2 separate regions of the Mus musculus genome follow, and region 2 is linked to region 1. Evidence: chromatin loops called from intact Hi-C (ENCODE). Cell type or tissue: left cerebral cortex. All regions are shown on one strand.

Evidence for each region. Hi-C counts contacts between places; a loop is a spot of excess contacts. Peaks named below come from ENCODE experiments on the same cell type or tissue, not always from the same donor. Only the 100,000 strongest peaks of a DNase experiment are listed, where the experiment ranks them.
Region 2: a loop joins it to region 1, with 2.0 times the contacts of the local background. A loop is called at or near these places in 3 of 42 quality-filtered maps.

The regions. Positions count from the first base shown.
Region 1 is chr12:84,873,303-84,881,302 of GRCm38, reverse strand. Ltbp2 (latent transforming growth factor beta binding protein 2) reads left to right here and starts at 4,812. Exons shown (of 36, transcript NM_001370743.1): 1 at 4,812-5,547. The coding sequence starts at 5,072. D030025P21Rik (RIKEN cDNA D030025P21 gene) reads right to left here and starts at 5,501. Exons shown (of 1, transcript NR_028577.1): 1 at 1,548-5,501. In left cerebral cortex, CTCF peaks have their summits at 4,184, 4,383 and 7,669 (motif pointing left); DNase peaks (open chromatin) are centred at 1,031, 4,368 and 7,581.
Region 2 is chr12:84,650,793-84,658,792 of GRCm38, reverse strand. Vrtn (vertebrae development associated) reads right to left here. Exons shown (of 2, transcript NM_001033776.2): 2 at 7,338-8,000. Among named protein-coding and RNA genes, the nearest start is that of Vrtn, 12 kb to the right of the region's middle. In left cerebral cortex, a CTCF peak has its summit at 4,689 (motif pointing left); DNase peaks (open chromatin) are centred at 1,049 and 4,687.

The sequences.
Region 1 (8,000 bases):
ACTGGGCAGACAGGGTTCAGGGAACCAGAGTGTTCTGATCACCCCAGTTCTTCAGGTATTAAGTTGTGAGCTGGCAGGCACGAGGGAGGCACCAGCGATCCGTTAGTGGTCATAACCGTGGAGGTAGTTGTGATGGGAGCCCTGGGTTGAGGCAGGGTAGTGTGCGTTTGTGACTTAAAGCTTGGGCTTAGGTGAGCCAGGTTTGAATCTTGTATCTGTTATTTACTGTTTGTTGTGTGGTCCTGGGCAAGCCAGTAGCTGTTCCCAGACTCAGTGTTCTTCTTGGTGTTTGTGGAAGTCATGATTCCCTATTGCAGTGGTTCTCAACTTTCCTAATGCTGTGACCCCTTAATACAGCTCTTTATGTTGTGGTGACTCCCCCACCCCCATAATACAGTTGTGGTGACCCCCCCCACCCCCCACATACACTATAAAATGATTTTCATTGCTACCTCATGAGTGTAATTTTGCTACTGTTACAAATCAAAATGTATATATCTGTACTTTCCAATGGTTTGGGGGCGGGGGTGGGGATCCTGACCCATAGGCTGAGAACCACTGCCCTATAGGTCTGGTACATGAGTCATTTGCAGAGCACAGTTAACATAGTGCCTGGGCCGTACTAGGTGCCGTAAATTTTGGCAGCTTCAAACAGCAAAATGAAGTAAAAAATATCTATCAGGACTCAAGTGTTAATGGGAGAGGGGACTTTGAAATGCCATGCCATGAGATCCAAACAGTTGTGTGTGTGTGTGTGTGTGTGTGTGTGTGTGTGTGTGTGTGTGTGTGTGTTTTGGGGGCAGGGGGAGGAGGCATGGGATGGGATGGGAGGACGGTGCTCAGAAAAGTAGCAGATGCCAAGCTTTGGAGATTATCGGGGCTGTGGGCCCAGGAGAACAAGGTGGGGATTTCCAAGGACCACTCGTACTCACTGAGGAGTGGGAGGGGTGCCCGGCGGTGAGGGAAGCGCGTCTGCTGCGGCTTTTGGCTGAGGCAGTGAGAGGCTGAATGGGCGGCAGACTTCCAGAAATGCAGGCCGGGGAGACAGAGCAGTAATAATGACTTGGACACACAGGAGGAAAAAATAGCTCAGGGACAAGATGACGCCAAGGTTTCTGGCCTTGAGAAGCTCTTGGGGATATGAGGTGAGCATTGGGGATGGAGAGGAGGGCCCATGAAGGCACCAGGGCAGGTAGAACAGGAGGAAGGTCTGGACTGCAGAGATGGGCACCCATTGCAACCAGGAAGAGTCAGCACGGGCTGGCTGGCGATTGCTTCACTGTAAAGGGAGGAAATGAAGTGTTCTGGGGACGGAGGTGGCGTTCATCCCCAAGGACAGCAAGTATGAGAGTTTGGACCAGGAGTGGCCACCCAGAGCTCACATTTTCCTCTCTTCAAATGGGCTTAGCGATACCAGTTGCGCCTGGTTGATGGGGCACTCTGTCATTCATCCCAGAGCTGCCATCCAGGTGTCTCTTGACCACCCACCAGATTCTAGCCCTGTTGTATGTTCAGCTCAGTTAGAGATACAGTAGCTAGGGAAGTCAGACTGATGAGTAATTTTATAGATTGTGGAACAGGACTCTTTCTGTGGTTTTAGTGTGTCTGCTGAAGCTGGGCTGGGGAGATGGTTCAGTTGATGGGGTGCCTGCCTGCAAACACGAGGACCTAAGTTTGGTCCCCAGAACACAGGTTAAAATAAAATAAAATAAAATAAACCGAAAAACAAAAGAAAGAGAGAAAGAAGAAGAAGAAGGAAAAAAGAAATGAAAAACCAGGCATGAAAGCATGTGTCTGTTAATTCCAGCACTGGGAAGGCAGAGGCAGATAAATCTCCCGGGCTTCTTAAACAGCTAGTCTAGTGGAATCAGTAAGTCCCAGGCCAGTGAGAGATCTTGATGGATGACCACTGAGGAATGACACTCAAGGGTGACCTCAGGCTACCACACATGTATGCAACCCCACATGAACATGCACGCGCGCACACACACACAAACATACACTGTCCACTCAAGTGACAGAGCCTAGAACAACAGGGCCTTCTGAAGAGAAGTATAGGACACAGTTAAGTAGAACAGGTCTTTTACCAACTACCTTGGTTCCTGCCCATAGGTGAAAAAGATGGAGTTAGCCACTGGGGCAAGAACTCTCTGGTCAACTTAGAAGCCGGGGTTCAGGTTTCCCTGAGCCTGAGGACACTCCTAATGCAGGCCACCATCTGGCAGAAGAGGAGATGCTATGACTGCTGTCTTTTTTTCTGGTGCTCGGGCAATCGATGGCTATTACAGATCTCCCCACCACCACAGATGCCAAGACACAGTAAGAGAGTTCTTGGCAGCTACTAATGTGCATCTTTAGAAACTGAGCAAGAACACATATGAAGAAACTCACATGCACTTCCTGATGGAGAATTGTAACTGTGGAACTTTGCTAGAATAGTCTACATGGTAGGGAAGTTAAGTAGCCACCTTACCATTGCCTGGCCTGGCAGGGACTGGAATGTCTCTTGGGGCAAGGAATGCAGGATTGCCAAGAGGTTGGTCAAAGATGACTTTGCTATGACAGTTTGGGGTGGAACACACACACACACACACACACACACCCAAAGAACCCACACATGCCTATGAATGAGCTGACCAATGCTTGGGCATCAGCTAAATAAGACTTTGTTACTCCTTTTCTGACACTTCCTGTGGAAACATGACCCTGGAGAGCCAGAGCGTGAAAGGGGAGTCTGAAGAACAGATCCGACCCCACCCACCCCACTTTCCCCACTATAGGGCCTGCAGCTTTTTCATGAGGATACAGTGGGGAGAGGAAGAGGATTAAATTAGATATGATCGTGATGGAATTGAATAGCTTTCAACTCTTTAGCTTCTAAAGTTGATCTTAGTTACAAAGGCTACTTAGTTACTTAGTTCTTGTATCTGGTAGAAATTGGCAAGCCAAGGACCCTGTCTGACATGTATTAAGTAAAGAAGAATGGAGCTAAAGAGAGCTGGTGGTGAAGAGCACTTGCTGTCCCTAGAGGTCCCTAGTTCCCAGCCACCTTGGGTGGCTCACAATCACCTGTAAGTCCGGCTCCAGGAGATCCTGTGTAACTGGCTTCCAAAGGACCCTGCACTCGTGTGCACACACCCATATGTAGACATATACACACACCTACACATAGCTGAAAATAATTTTTTAAAATATGTTTTAAAAGAGGAGGGAAGAACTGGGAGGTGGCACCGTATGCCTTTAATCCCAGTACTCAGGGGACAGACAAATCTCTGAGCTGAAGGCCATCCTGTCTTACAAAGGAGACAGCCAGAGCTAAACAGAGAAACTCTGTCTTGAGAAAAACCAAAACCAAAGAATAACAACAAAAACCAAACCAACCCAAGACAACAACAAAGCCCCAGGAAATGATTTCCCCTTGTAAGTGGGCAAGCTTGGGTATTTCCTCACAGGAATGGGAAGCGGAAGAACACACATGGCCACTGTAGGGGCCGATGTTTGCTCTGTGAGGTGAAATGAAGAGGTAGTCCTGAAGACCTCTTGGAGATGAATACTCTAGGTAGAGAGATGAGCCGTCACAATGCATCAAACATTTGCCAAGCAGAGACTGTGAGGGTACTGTGTAATGAATACCGAGCAGGAGTAAGTTCAGATCGGTCAGAAAACCAGCCGGGCAGGGAGGACTCCGTAGGCCAGTGTCAAATATTGAGACTTTCTAATCCAGTTAGGTATTACTTAGGATTCTGGGAAGGGAGGGGCTGGTATGGGAAGTTGTAATTGGTGCCTTTACAGGCTCTTTTATCCTGTCTGCTTAGGAGCCAGTAGGCTGTGAAAACACTTTCAGGAAAACCATATATGCCTAGCCTTTTAGGCTTTGGGGCATGGGACACAGGGAAGAAGGTTAATTTAGGTGGGAGGCAACGGACATCCCTGTCCCCTTCAATACAAGAAGGTGTGAGAACCCGGCCCAGCAGGGCTCAAAGGCTCATGCAGCCCCTTGGGGAAATTCTCCAAGGAATGAGGGGCGGTGGTAGGAGTTCAAAGAGTGGACTGTGGGCCAGAGGCCACTAGCCTGGGTTTTATTTCCATCTTTAGCAATACTCTCCTTTAGTCACCTTATTCAAGAGGCTCCATGCCTACCTTTGTAAAAAGAGAACAACTCTTCCAGCGGGCATCCACCATCACCATAGGCCCAGGTCAAGGCTTGGCGCCACAGGAAGCAGATTAAGATCTAGGCTCTAAGCAGGTTGGCAGAGTGTGTCGCTACAAAACACGGTGGCCAAGGGTGTGACCAGCTCCACCAGGGGGCGCGCGCCCCAAGTTGCCCTTCCCCATAGGCAACCGGCTCTTGGGAGCTGCCCCAGGGACACCTGCATTCTCGCCTAGCGCCCCCAGCGGTCAGAGGTGGAAGCAACGAGACCAGGCGCGCATGCCTCGGGCTCGGTCCCCATTACTCCGGTCTGGGTACCTTCCCCAGCTTCCTTCAGGCCCGAGAAGCAGTTCATCTGGGTCCGTGAGGTCAGGAACAGAAAATACATCCAGGACAGGTGGACAACTTGAGTTTGCCCAGGACAGGAAAAAGGCAGCTCAGGTGCGCTGGTCCAGGCAGACGCCATCTGTCTTTCCAGTCCCCGGGTCTGCCCTGTCGCCCGCAGCTCCTCACGGGTTAATCCCCTCGCCGCCCGCTCGCTTCTCGGTGCCAAAGAGGGTGTTGCTGGAATTCTTGTCTCCCGTAATAAGGGGGCCGAGCTGTCCCTCCAAGGAGGGGGGCATGGCGTGGATAAAAGAGGCGAAAAAGCAGGGGGCGGTTTCCAAAAATAAAACCCTTCGGTTCCCCTTCAGACGGCGGCAGTGCGGGAGCGAAGGTGCGGCAGGCTCGGGCTCGGTGCGCAGCCCGGGCAGCTCACGCCATACAGCCCTTACCTAGGAACCCCTGGACCCCCAAACGGCTGTTTCAGAGGTCCCCTAGACGGGAAGGGGCAAGTCGCCAGGCGGGTCTGTGGAGCGAACGATGGAAAGCACCTCCCCGCGAGGTCTCCGGTGCCCACAGCTCTGCAGCCACTCTGGCGCCATGAGAGCGCCGACCACCGCTCGCTGCTCCGGATGCATCCGACGGGTGCGTTGGAGGGGCTTCCTGCCACTTGTCCTGGCTGTCTTGATGGGGACAAGTCATGCCCAACGGGATTCCATAGGGAGATACGAACCAGCTAGCAGGGATGCGAATCGGTTGTGGCACCCCGTGGGCAGCCACCCCGCAGCGGCTGCAGCCAAGGTGTACAGTCTGTTCCGAGAGCCTGACGCGCCGGTCCCCGGCTTGTCGCCCTCTGAGTGGAACCAGCCGGCCCAGGGGAACCCTGGGAGGCTCGCAGAGGCCGAGGCCAGGAGGCCACCCCGAACCCAGCAGCTGCGTCGAGTCCAGCCACCTGTCCAGACTCGGAGAAGCCATCCCCGGGGCCAGCAGCAGATAGCAGCCAGGGCTGCACCTTCTGTCGCGCGCCTGGAAACCCCTCAGCGACCCGCGGCTGCACGGCGAGGGCGGCTCACCGGGTGAGCACTGAAGAGGGGATAGGGCTGGGGGCGGGGTGGAGCAAAGGGATGCGGGTATCCCGGACAGTTACGCCTTCAGTGGAGTGCGGGTCCTGTCCCTTTGTCCTCAGTAACTACTAGAGAAACCGCTCCGAGGTTCCGAAACCGGGGCTCGGACCAGCTTTCAAAAAGTTATTTTGGGGAAAATAAATCTACTATCTGTTCCCTTGGACACCAGTTCTCCCAGAACCCCGACGTTAAGCTCGTGTGCGTTTCTCACTCATTCTGTGCTGGGCTAACGAGCTGCAGTGGCTGGGTGGGCGCTCTGGGTTCTTGAGGCCCAGAGAAGGATAAACTGGCTCCGGGCGCCAGTAGGTGGAGGATCTGGGCGGGGGGGGGGGGGGGGGAGTGGGGACATCAGGGCGCGAAGACAGACGCATCTCCAGGAACGGGCTGACAGCGAAGCAGGCGCGCCAAGACAAGTGTATAGTCCGGGCTCAGGTCTGCTGGGACACGCAGAGGACTTAGGCAAGGGTTTAGGAGCTCTGTGAAAGAGAAGGCTGCCCTGACCTGTGCGAGGGACTGGGTCTGTGTTCCAGGAAGTCTAGATGTCAGCGTTGTTTGCACATTTTGAAAAGCCACGCCTCGCTCCAACTCTTCAACTTATTATTTTGCACCACTCGCTGCGGGTTCTGGACTCTGTTATCACAGGAGGTCCCCTCCCCGCCCCAACAACGCCTTGCCCAGGATTTAATGAGTTGGGGACCTCTCCTGAGTACCCAGGTGTCTCTGGAGTGAAGGCACAGGAGCCTGGCAATGCCAGACTGGGCAAGGTGCAATTGATTAGTCTAGGAGGGGCTTTGGCAGCCCTTGGCCTGAGCCTGGTTTATCTGTCCGTTGTAGTTCCAGGTAGCATTCCCGTTGCTTGTACGCCTAGTCCCACTACAGAGGATCTTCTGCCTCCTGCTCTGCACACATACTCTTCTCTTGCCTGCAACGGTCTTCTGTATCTTAGCAAAGTTCACCGTGTCTCATCCCTTCTGTGCCCTCATCCAGCTTTATGCTTTCTTATAGCATTTATTCCCCCCTCACGTATTTCTATTTCTATGTATGTGTTCAAACTTATACAAGTTCTGCTTAAGCAGGGTTTTGTTAGCTTTCATGTTCCCAGCAGATCAGTGCCTGCACGTAGCTGGCCCTCTCTGCGTCTAAATGAATTCCCTACTAACCTTTGGAGGCCTAGCCTAAAGTCTGCAGGGCATAGAGCTGAGTGCTGCCAAGTGGCTCCAGCGTAAGACCATTCAAGGAGAGTTAGCAGGACACCTGCCCCGTTTCAGCTTTCCCCTCTATTCTGACTTGTGCAGGCAACTGCATGATTACATGTGCTGAGCATGGGAGAGGGCTCGGGGACCCACAGAATACAAAACCTGCTGGAGGGCAAGCCAATGTCTTAAAATCAAGTTGGAGGCACGAGCAGTATGTGCTGGTGAATGTGTTTCTAAAAGCACAGGACAATTCTGTCAAGGGCAATGGAGCAGTACAATATAGTGAAGATGGTCAGGGAAGAGACACTGACCTGGGGCCCTAGAGCATAGACGAGGAAGGAGAGGGCCAGAGTGGCACATCTGGAGATGAGGCTGCCATGCAGGCTTAACTCAGAACTAGGGCTTTTCACCATAAGCTTTTGCCCCTGGTATAGGGGAGCCGGGGGCTGAGGCTGAGATGAAGTCTGGCTGTCATAGGGAGGGGATGGTTATGCTGCAGGCTTGTGTGTGCTTGTGTGTGTGTGTGTGTGTGTGTGTGTGTGTGTGTGTGTGTGTGTGCGCGCGCATGCATGCGCATTGCAAGGTGCTGTTAGAAGTCAGAAAGTGAAGCAAAGCAGACTGTCACTAGGACAAAGCTGACAGCAATGACCAGGTGTGAAGTTATGGGCACCTGCTAGATACACAGATGTATACCTGTGCTGGAGTTGGAGCCTCAGTTTTGTCTCCTGAAGCTTTGGTAGATAGATGTTGAGTTCTTCTGTCATCCCATTCATCTCTTGGGAAGGGGTCCCAAGACAAAATTATTCCTTAACTTCCTCAATCCAGGTCGATTCTGGCCGTCGTGTGCAGGTCAGATCTAGGGATCAAGTGCCATCTGCTGGTAGAATGTAGAACTACAGTTGCTAATTGAGGTTTTTTTTTGTTTTTGGTTTTGGTTTGAGTTTTTTTTTTGGTTTTGTGTGTGTGTGTGTGTGTGTGTGTGTGTGTGTGTGTGTTGTTCTGTTCTGTTTTGTGGAACCCCTTTAATATGCACTATTATGAAAACCCTGGGAATATAGCAGTAGATAAAATAGACAAACTGCCAGGTGGTGGTGATGCACGCCTTTAATCTCAGCATTCTGAAGGCAGAGGCAGGCAGATCTCTGAGTTTTAGAGTAGTCTGGTCTACAGAGCCAGTTCTATGATACCGAGAGCTACACAGAGAAACCC
Region 2 (8,000 bases), 220 kb after region 1:
CGTGAATGCTAAGCTAGCACCCCACCGGTGAACTGAGCTACCTGCCTGGTGCCCTAACACTATCAGGAGGCGTGGCCTTGTTAGAAGAAATGCCTAATGGGGTGGGCTTTGAAGTCTCAGAGCCTCAAGCCAGGCTACTTACTGCCTCACTGTCTCTTCCTGCTCCTTTATGGATCTAGGTGTAGAGCTCTCAGCTGCCTCTCCAGCACCATGTCTGCTTGCATACCGCCATGCTTCCCACCATGATGACAAGGGACTATACGCCAGCCCCAGTCAAATGTTTTCCTTTATAATCATTGCTGTGGTCACGGTGTCTCTTCCCAGCAATACAACCCTAGCTAAGACGGTGACCCTAGCTGTAATGAACGAAATGGTTAATAACCCACAAATAGCAGCCTCCTTCCTGTCCTCAGGGAGCTGAGCTCTGCAGATCAGTGCAAACCCACTGCACTTGCCATGCCCCCAATTCTGACTTCTGCCCAAATCAGGAAACCTAGACATTACCAACATTCGCAAGCCACAGAAGATGGGGGCCCAACTCCCAGCCAGGTTGGCTCTGGGGCTTGGAGACCATTGCTTTCTTTCCAGGGTCTCGCTCATGACCCCCACAGTTTGACTTTTCTTCCTCCCAGCCCCCGCCCCAATACCAAGGACCAATGTCTGGAATTGCAGTTGAGGCACTGTGGAAGACCTCGGTGTGTGGCCTTGCCACCCTCTGCGACTCCAGTGGGCACCCCTAGACAGAAAGCGATGATTTTCTGAGTCAGCATCTCCTGCTGGGTTTCCTAGCTGCCTTCTGAGCCCCCAGCACTCTCTGCTCAGCACAGAGGCACTGGCGAGTTAAGCGGATTTCATGCTATTTTCAAAGTCATCTTCCGTGGAAAAATTTTTTACACCATTAAACCTACTTTCTGCTGCTCTTCATTTCCCTAAAAGCCCCACTCTTCTTCCATGAGGTAAATAGCAATTGGAACACTTAGGAACCTGCTAGAAACATCCTGTAGGTAACCCTGATGTGGGTAGCTGGGGAGAAGGTTCCAGTGAGAAGTAGGGCAGACAGCCCACGACTGTAGCAGGCTCTCTGCATGCGCTAAGCCTTGCTTCTTGGCTTCCTGATCCCTCCTAAAGACTTCTATGCCAGAGCTGTCCCTCAGATTAGCAGCCTGCTAAGGACTCAGCAAACTGAAGTCAATCTTTTGAGGAGTCTGAGCTTAGTCCTCTACCACTGAACAACACACTCCAGTGCCCCCCTCCCCCACTGCCTCCTAAGCAATTTCAGATTGGATGGTCAGGATGAGCCCAGATGCCATGCAAAGCCAGCATGAGCTTCCTGGTGCACCCCACTCTGTGTGGACCGCCAACCACAGCAGCCTCGCTGCCAACAGAAGCCTTGGAGAAGTCGAAGCCCAGTGACTCTCCTTAGCATCTGGCTATCAGACTTCCCCGGGCGAGAATGTAGATTTCCCAGCTCCTTCCGAAGTGAGACTGGCCTGCACCTCAGTCACAGATGATAGAACCTGGCAGGATGGCCGGGGGCCACAGGCGTGACCTGGTACGAGGGCTTTGCTCAGTGGAGAGGGCAGGGATGGACTAAGGGAAGGATTCTCTGTGACAGACCAGCAGCCTGCAGTCTTGCAAAGCCCGAGATGTTCCCACAGATCTGATGTCGTGGAGAAGTGGAATATGCTGGGTTAACTGCGCCAGCTTACAGCTGGATGCTATAGAAAGCAGGTTACCCAGAGAAGAGTTAGTGGGGCCTGGGAGAGTGAACCCTGAGTGGCTGCAGGTGAGGTTAAAACACTACTGAGGGCTATTTGGGAAGTAAGGTGGAGGACGGTGGCTCAGTAAGGGGACTTGCTGTTAGACTGGAGGACCTGAGTCTGACCCCTCACTCACCCGGGAGCCCGAGAACCACCATTAATCCAGGGGCACTTGAGTACTCCATAGAAACGAACTCCCGAGAAAGGCTTTCTTGGTTTTGTTTGTTTGTTGCTTGTTTTTTGAGATGGGGTATCCTCGTCTTTGTAGCCCAGGCTGGCCTCCTCCTCAGCTTCCCATAGACTGAGATTACAGTCACATCCCACCACACCCGGCTCATTCTCAAGGAACATTCAGCATCAAATCAGGTGTCACTATAGCCGAAATGATTTCCATAAAAAAAAAAAGTGAGAGATTCCCTCAGTGGGAACTGCGGAAATAAAAGGGAAAACTAATGTTTCTTTAGCCTGGTTTTTAATTTTTTTAAAGATTACACTTGTCTATCGTTTGTTTACTAGTTAGTGTGTTTGTAGGTGTGTGCCACAGTGTGCATGTAGAGACCAGAAGACAACTTGCAGGAGTCAGTTCTATCCATCTGCTGGGTCTCAGGGATCAGACTCAGGCCCTCCAGTTTAACAGCAAGTCCCCTTACTGAGCCATTTCATATGACCGAGGGTGAGAGTTAATTCAGACAGGGCCTCAGTACATAGCTCTGACTGGCCTACAACTTGAAGGTTGGCCTCAAACCCAGATCCCCCTGCCGCTGCCTCCGGAGTGCTGGGGTTCATGATGTACATCACTACCACATCCAGCCTCCTAGAGTAAAACTTTTATATTTAAAATAGTCCTGCCGGGCAGGGGTGGTGCACGCCTTTAATCCCAGCACTTGGGAGGCAGAGGCAGGCAGATTTCTGAGTTCGAGGCCAGCCTGGTCTACAGAGTGAGTTCCAGGACAGCCAGGGCTATACAGAGAAACCCTGTCTCGAAAAACCAAAAAATTAAAATAAAATAAAATAAAATATTCTCTCTGGGTGACTGGAGAAGTGGCTCAACAGTTAAAAGCACTGCTAAGCCAGGCAATGGTGGTGCGCACATTTAATCCCAGCTCTTGGGAATCAGAGGCAGGCAGATCTCTGAGCTCAAGGTCAGGTGGTGTAAAGAGCAAGTTCCAGGAGAGCAAGGACTACACAGAGAAACCCTGTCTTGAAACAAAGAAAAAGAGCACGGGCTACTTTGCCAAAGGATGAGGCTTCATTTCTCAACATTTCATGACGGTTCACAACTGTCTAGAACTCTAGCCTAAGAGGATACACACCCTCTTCTGGCCTCTGCAGGGACCAGGCACACATGTGGTACACAAACACGCATGCAGACAAAAATGCCCAAACACATAAAATAATAAATTTAAATAAAATAAAACCTTCCCTTAGAGCCACACAGAATGTCACCAAGGGGATAAAACTAAATTCCCACATTGTTTTCCTCTTGGTACACCTTGCTGCGCTGGACTTTCTTCCCAGAGGTATCCACGGTAGAAAGTGGCATCAAAAGAACACAAATAGGGCTGGAGAGATGGCTCAGTGGTTAAGAGCACTGGCCACTCTTCCAGAGGTCCTGAGTTCAATTCCCAGCAACCACATGGGGGCTCACAACCACCTGTAATGAGATCCATATGCCCTCTTCTGGTGTGTCTGAAGACAGCGCTAGTGTACTCATAGACATGAAATAAATAATTCTTTAAAACACACACACAAGCCGGGTGGTGATGGTGCACACCTTTAATCCCAGCACTCGGGAGGCAGAGGCAGGTGGATTTCTGAGTTTGAGGCCAGCCTGGTCTACAGAGTGAGTTCCAGGAAAGCCAGGGCTATACAGAGAAACCCTGTCTTGGGAAAACAAACAAACAAACAAAAAAACACACACACACAATTTCAACAAGTGTCAACTTCAAAACCAGCATGAAACTGGGCATGGTGGCCCCCACCTTTACACCTTTAACCCCAGCACTCAGGGAGGCAGAGGCAGGCGGATCTCTGTGAGTTCGAGGCCAGCCTGGTATACAGAGCAAGTTCCAGGATAGGCAGAGCTACATAGTGAGACCTCAGCATGAAGCATCATTGACGAGTATGAACACAACTTAGGTTCCTTGGCCTTTGTAGGCAGATTATAAAGGAAACAACTCTTCTAAATAACAACAACACTGGACACCCACACCCACGCACACACATGCACACACACAATCATTTTTCAATGATACGAACACATCTTCCCCAACAGAAGCTAAAATTTCTGCTGCAGGTTTAGGGCTTCATGGTGATCTCGGATGTCATCATCTTCCCAGCTCAGGACCAGAGCATAGAACATGTTTTACTGGAGAGTAACCCTGAACAAGCCTCTCTTTAGGTATTAGCCCACCCTCCATTCAAGCAGAAATCAGACCGAGGGTCCACCATCACACTCACTCGCCTAAGCCTTACTATGGGAAGACGGGTGCCCACCACACCACCATGGGCACAACCGTGATCTTGCCTTCACATGGGAAAAAGGAGGCACACGAATATCTAAGGTGGGAATTGCTATCTGGATGAGACCCTGGAATCCACATTCCTGACACGTCCTCCCCCTAGGCAGTAGTCTGTAGATGTATTTTGTTTTTGCAGTACCAGAAACTGAACCCAGGGCATCACCCATAGTGGGCAAATGTTTATCCATTGAGCTCATCCAAACCCCCAGGATGGTTGCTAGGTCCCACTAAGAGACTCTGCTTCCCAGCCTAGGAAGGCATGTTCTGGTGCTGAGTATAAGGAACTGTACTTTCTGTCAGAGTTCTCAGGAGAGACCCTGGGACTCCCTCATGGCCCAAATGGAAAGGAATCGGAACCTAGCTCCCACCCAATGGTAGTGTCTCTCATTGTACTGGACTGCCACCTGCTGGCCAGAAGTTGCCACTGCAAGTTAGGTTGAAATCCCCTAGTCCGATTCCTTCACCCAAATTCTTACAGGTGCAGCGGAGACCCCAGACCAGAGCATAAGCATGTGAGCCCTATGGAAAGGGAGGGAAGCATACAGGAGAAAGAAAGGTCTGTGTGATGGGTACAACATGAGAATCAGAGAGAAGCTCAGCGGTAGGTAGGAGCTAGACTGGGTGAGCCTCACTACTTTGGAATTTGTGCTGAGGGCAATGGGAAAGCCAGCAGGGAATCCGATTCAGGGAAGAGGACTCAGGACCCTGTCAAGAAGCAGCAATAGATTGAGTAGAGGCAGAGTCGACTTGAATAATTCTTATCGAAGATAAGCTGCTGTTGGCACAGATTACAGGGTAGCTATGAAGACAGAGGGGGATATTGGCCTTTGAGGAATATTTAAGACCACTGTTGATTAGGTTTGCAGAACTGGAGCTCACAGGTTTAACACTAAGACAGAATTAAAGCATCGTCCCATTCTCTTTTCCATATCAGCACCTACTGTGTGCCTAAAATTAATCTATCATCTAAGGGTGCTGTAAGCAAAAGAAAAAAAAGAAAAAAACCCTGTTTTTCAAACAGTCTGCATGCAACCAAACAAGAAAGCAACAAATAGAAACAAGAACCTACTAGAGAATTCAAAAGGGTAACGTAATAGGGACTCAGAGGTCCGATGTTTGCTGCATAGACAACAGGGAAAAGCATTGGAATCGGCTATGGGAATGAACACCTGTTATCCCAGCCCCCAGGAGGCTGAAGCATGACCATCCTATGTTCATGGGCTACACACTAAAACCTGTGTTCAAAAGGAGAGAGAAGCCAGGCAGTGGTGGCGTACACCTTAGATCCCAGCACTCTGGTGGCAGAGACAGTTGGATCTGAGTTTGAGACCAGCCTGGTCTACAGAGCAAGTTCCGGGACTACCAGAGCTACACAGAGAAACCCCATCTCAAAGATGGTTTCTCTGACACAGAGAAAGTCAGGCTTCATGACTTTTGTGTTTTATAAAACCATAAGAAAAGGAGTACATTTGGTGAACGTGCAGTCAGGTGTTGGGGAAGGAGGTGCCTCTGTGGGCCAGTGCTGAGGCAACCTCCCCTCTAAGGGACAAGCCACAAGGTGGGATAGTATAGAGTTTATTCAGGGCATGAGGAGGGGAGTTGAGAGGGTAGTAGAGACAGAGAAAGGCAGAGAGAGAGGAGTAGAGGCTGGCCATGAGCACGTGAATGGGGAGGGGGGAGAGGAACTTAGAGAGCTGGTAAGGGGCTAGAGGACAGAGCAGGAGCAAGAGAGGAGGGGCCAAGCAGCCCCTTTTATAGTGAATCAGGCATGCCTGGCTGTTGCCAGATAACTGCGGGGCGGAGCCCAGACAATGATGCATAACTTTAATCCAGCACCCCCAAGGCAGAAGTAGGCAGATCTATCATCTAAGGGTGCTGTAAGCAAAAGATGTCAACCTGGTCTACACAGTTCCAGGCCAGCCAGAGCTGTGTAGTGAGACCCTGTATAAAATTAATTTTAAAAGGAAAGGGGAAAGATAAGAAAATGAGAGTACTAAACAAAGAGGGAGAAAGAACGGTGTCTTAGACCAAAGTAGCAAGTGTGTGTAATTCCTGAGCAGAAGGGACGTTCAGGGTCGGAGGCAGCCAATGTGGCTGAAGCATGGTGGGCAAGCACAGCAGAGGGAGAGTGAGGTGGGGCCACTTCACAGGGCCCTTTTGCTTTTGTTTCGTTTTGCAAGACAGGGGTTTCTCTGAACAGCCTTGGCTGTCCGGGAACTCTGTAAACCATGCTGATCTTGAACTCAGAGATCCACCTGCCTTTTTCTCCCATGCCCGGCCACACACAGCCCTTAAGAAAGAGACTCTGTGATTAAAAGGCAGCCGCAGACACATTTAAAGCAGGAAAGTGACAGGGTCCAATATCATCTAAATCCAGCTGGAGGCTGAGCCAAATGGAGGAGGCAAGGAGGGAGCTGTGAGGTGGGACAGCAGTCCAAGGTCAACCTAAAGTTAAAGGGGCCTGGGAATGTCACTTAGTGATGGACCATGTGACCAGTATACACAGGACCCTGGATTCCATGCCCCCAGCACCTCCTAGGCAACCAGACTTGGTGATGGAATAGACGTGGGATAAGCAAAAGGCAGAACTCGGGACCATAAAAATGTTGGCTACAGGGCTCAGCGGTTAAAAGCACTGACTGCTCTTCCAGAAGTCCTGAGTTCCAATTCCCAGCAACCACATGGTGGCTCACAACCATCCGATGCCCTCTTCTGGTGTGTCTAAAGACAGCTACAGTGCACTCATATAAATGAAATAAATCTTAAAAAAAAAAAAAAAAAAAAAAAAAAAAAAAGTCGGCTACAGGAAACCAAGACAGGAGACCAGACCTAAGCGCATCTCTCCCCCGTTGATGCTTCATCTCAATAGACAACGGCCGTTATCTGCACCTGGGCCTAGCCAGACCCGTAAGTTCAGAATAGAGTCCCACCAGGTAAACCCTGGTCCCAAGCATGTATTATCAGAAGACAGAAATGTTCTCCCAAGCCCCTTAAACTAAAGGGAGGCCTAGAACACAGTCCTATCTTAGCCAAACAAATCCCGGAGGCCACAGGCTGTGTGAGGACAAAATTTCACTTTATTTTCTTTGGGTTTCCAACTGTGTGGCTAGACAATGAAAAAAAAAAATCAATTCCCCACCAGCCTTGTAACCTTGTAGCTCCTTGCCCAAAATGTGCCTTGGCGTCTGAGGCGGCTCAGCAGGTCCCCAAGAGCAGCCAGGCTGGCAGACGCCTGACCTGAAGAGATCCCCCCCAGCCCCCAGCAGAGGAAGCAGGAAGCTCTCTTTGGGGTCTCCAGTGCCTAGGGGCCTTCCCTGGCTTAGAGATCACTGTCGTGTGTTCTGTGAAGCTCAGTCCTTCTCCACCGAGGGTTTGAGGAAGCAGCCACACAGCTGCCTCAGGCTCAGTCCCCATATTCCTTTGGAAGACATCTTTGAGGGGGGGAAAAAAAAGATACAACCCTTAAAAAGAAAAGGCACATATATTTATTCTGACAGGAAATAATGGTCACGCTGTGATACTTTCCTTGTGGGCCCAGGAAAAGCTGAAAGCAGCCATGTCACAATCATGACAGAGCTTTAACACTGACGAGGGGCGGAGGGGGTCCTGCCAACCCAAATTAATGGAAAAAGCAAAATGAAACACAACAAAAACCTATGACCCAGCCAACAACCAAAGAGACAACTGGCCCTCCTGTAGCTTTTGTCAGAGCGAGCGG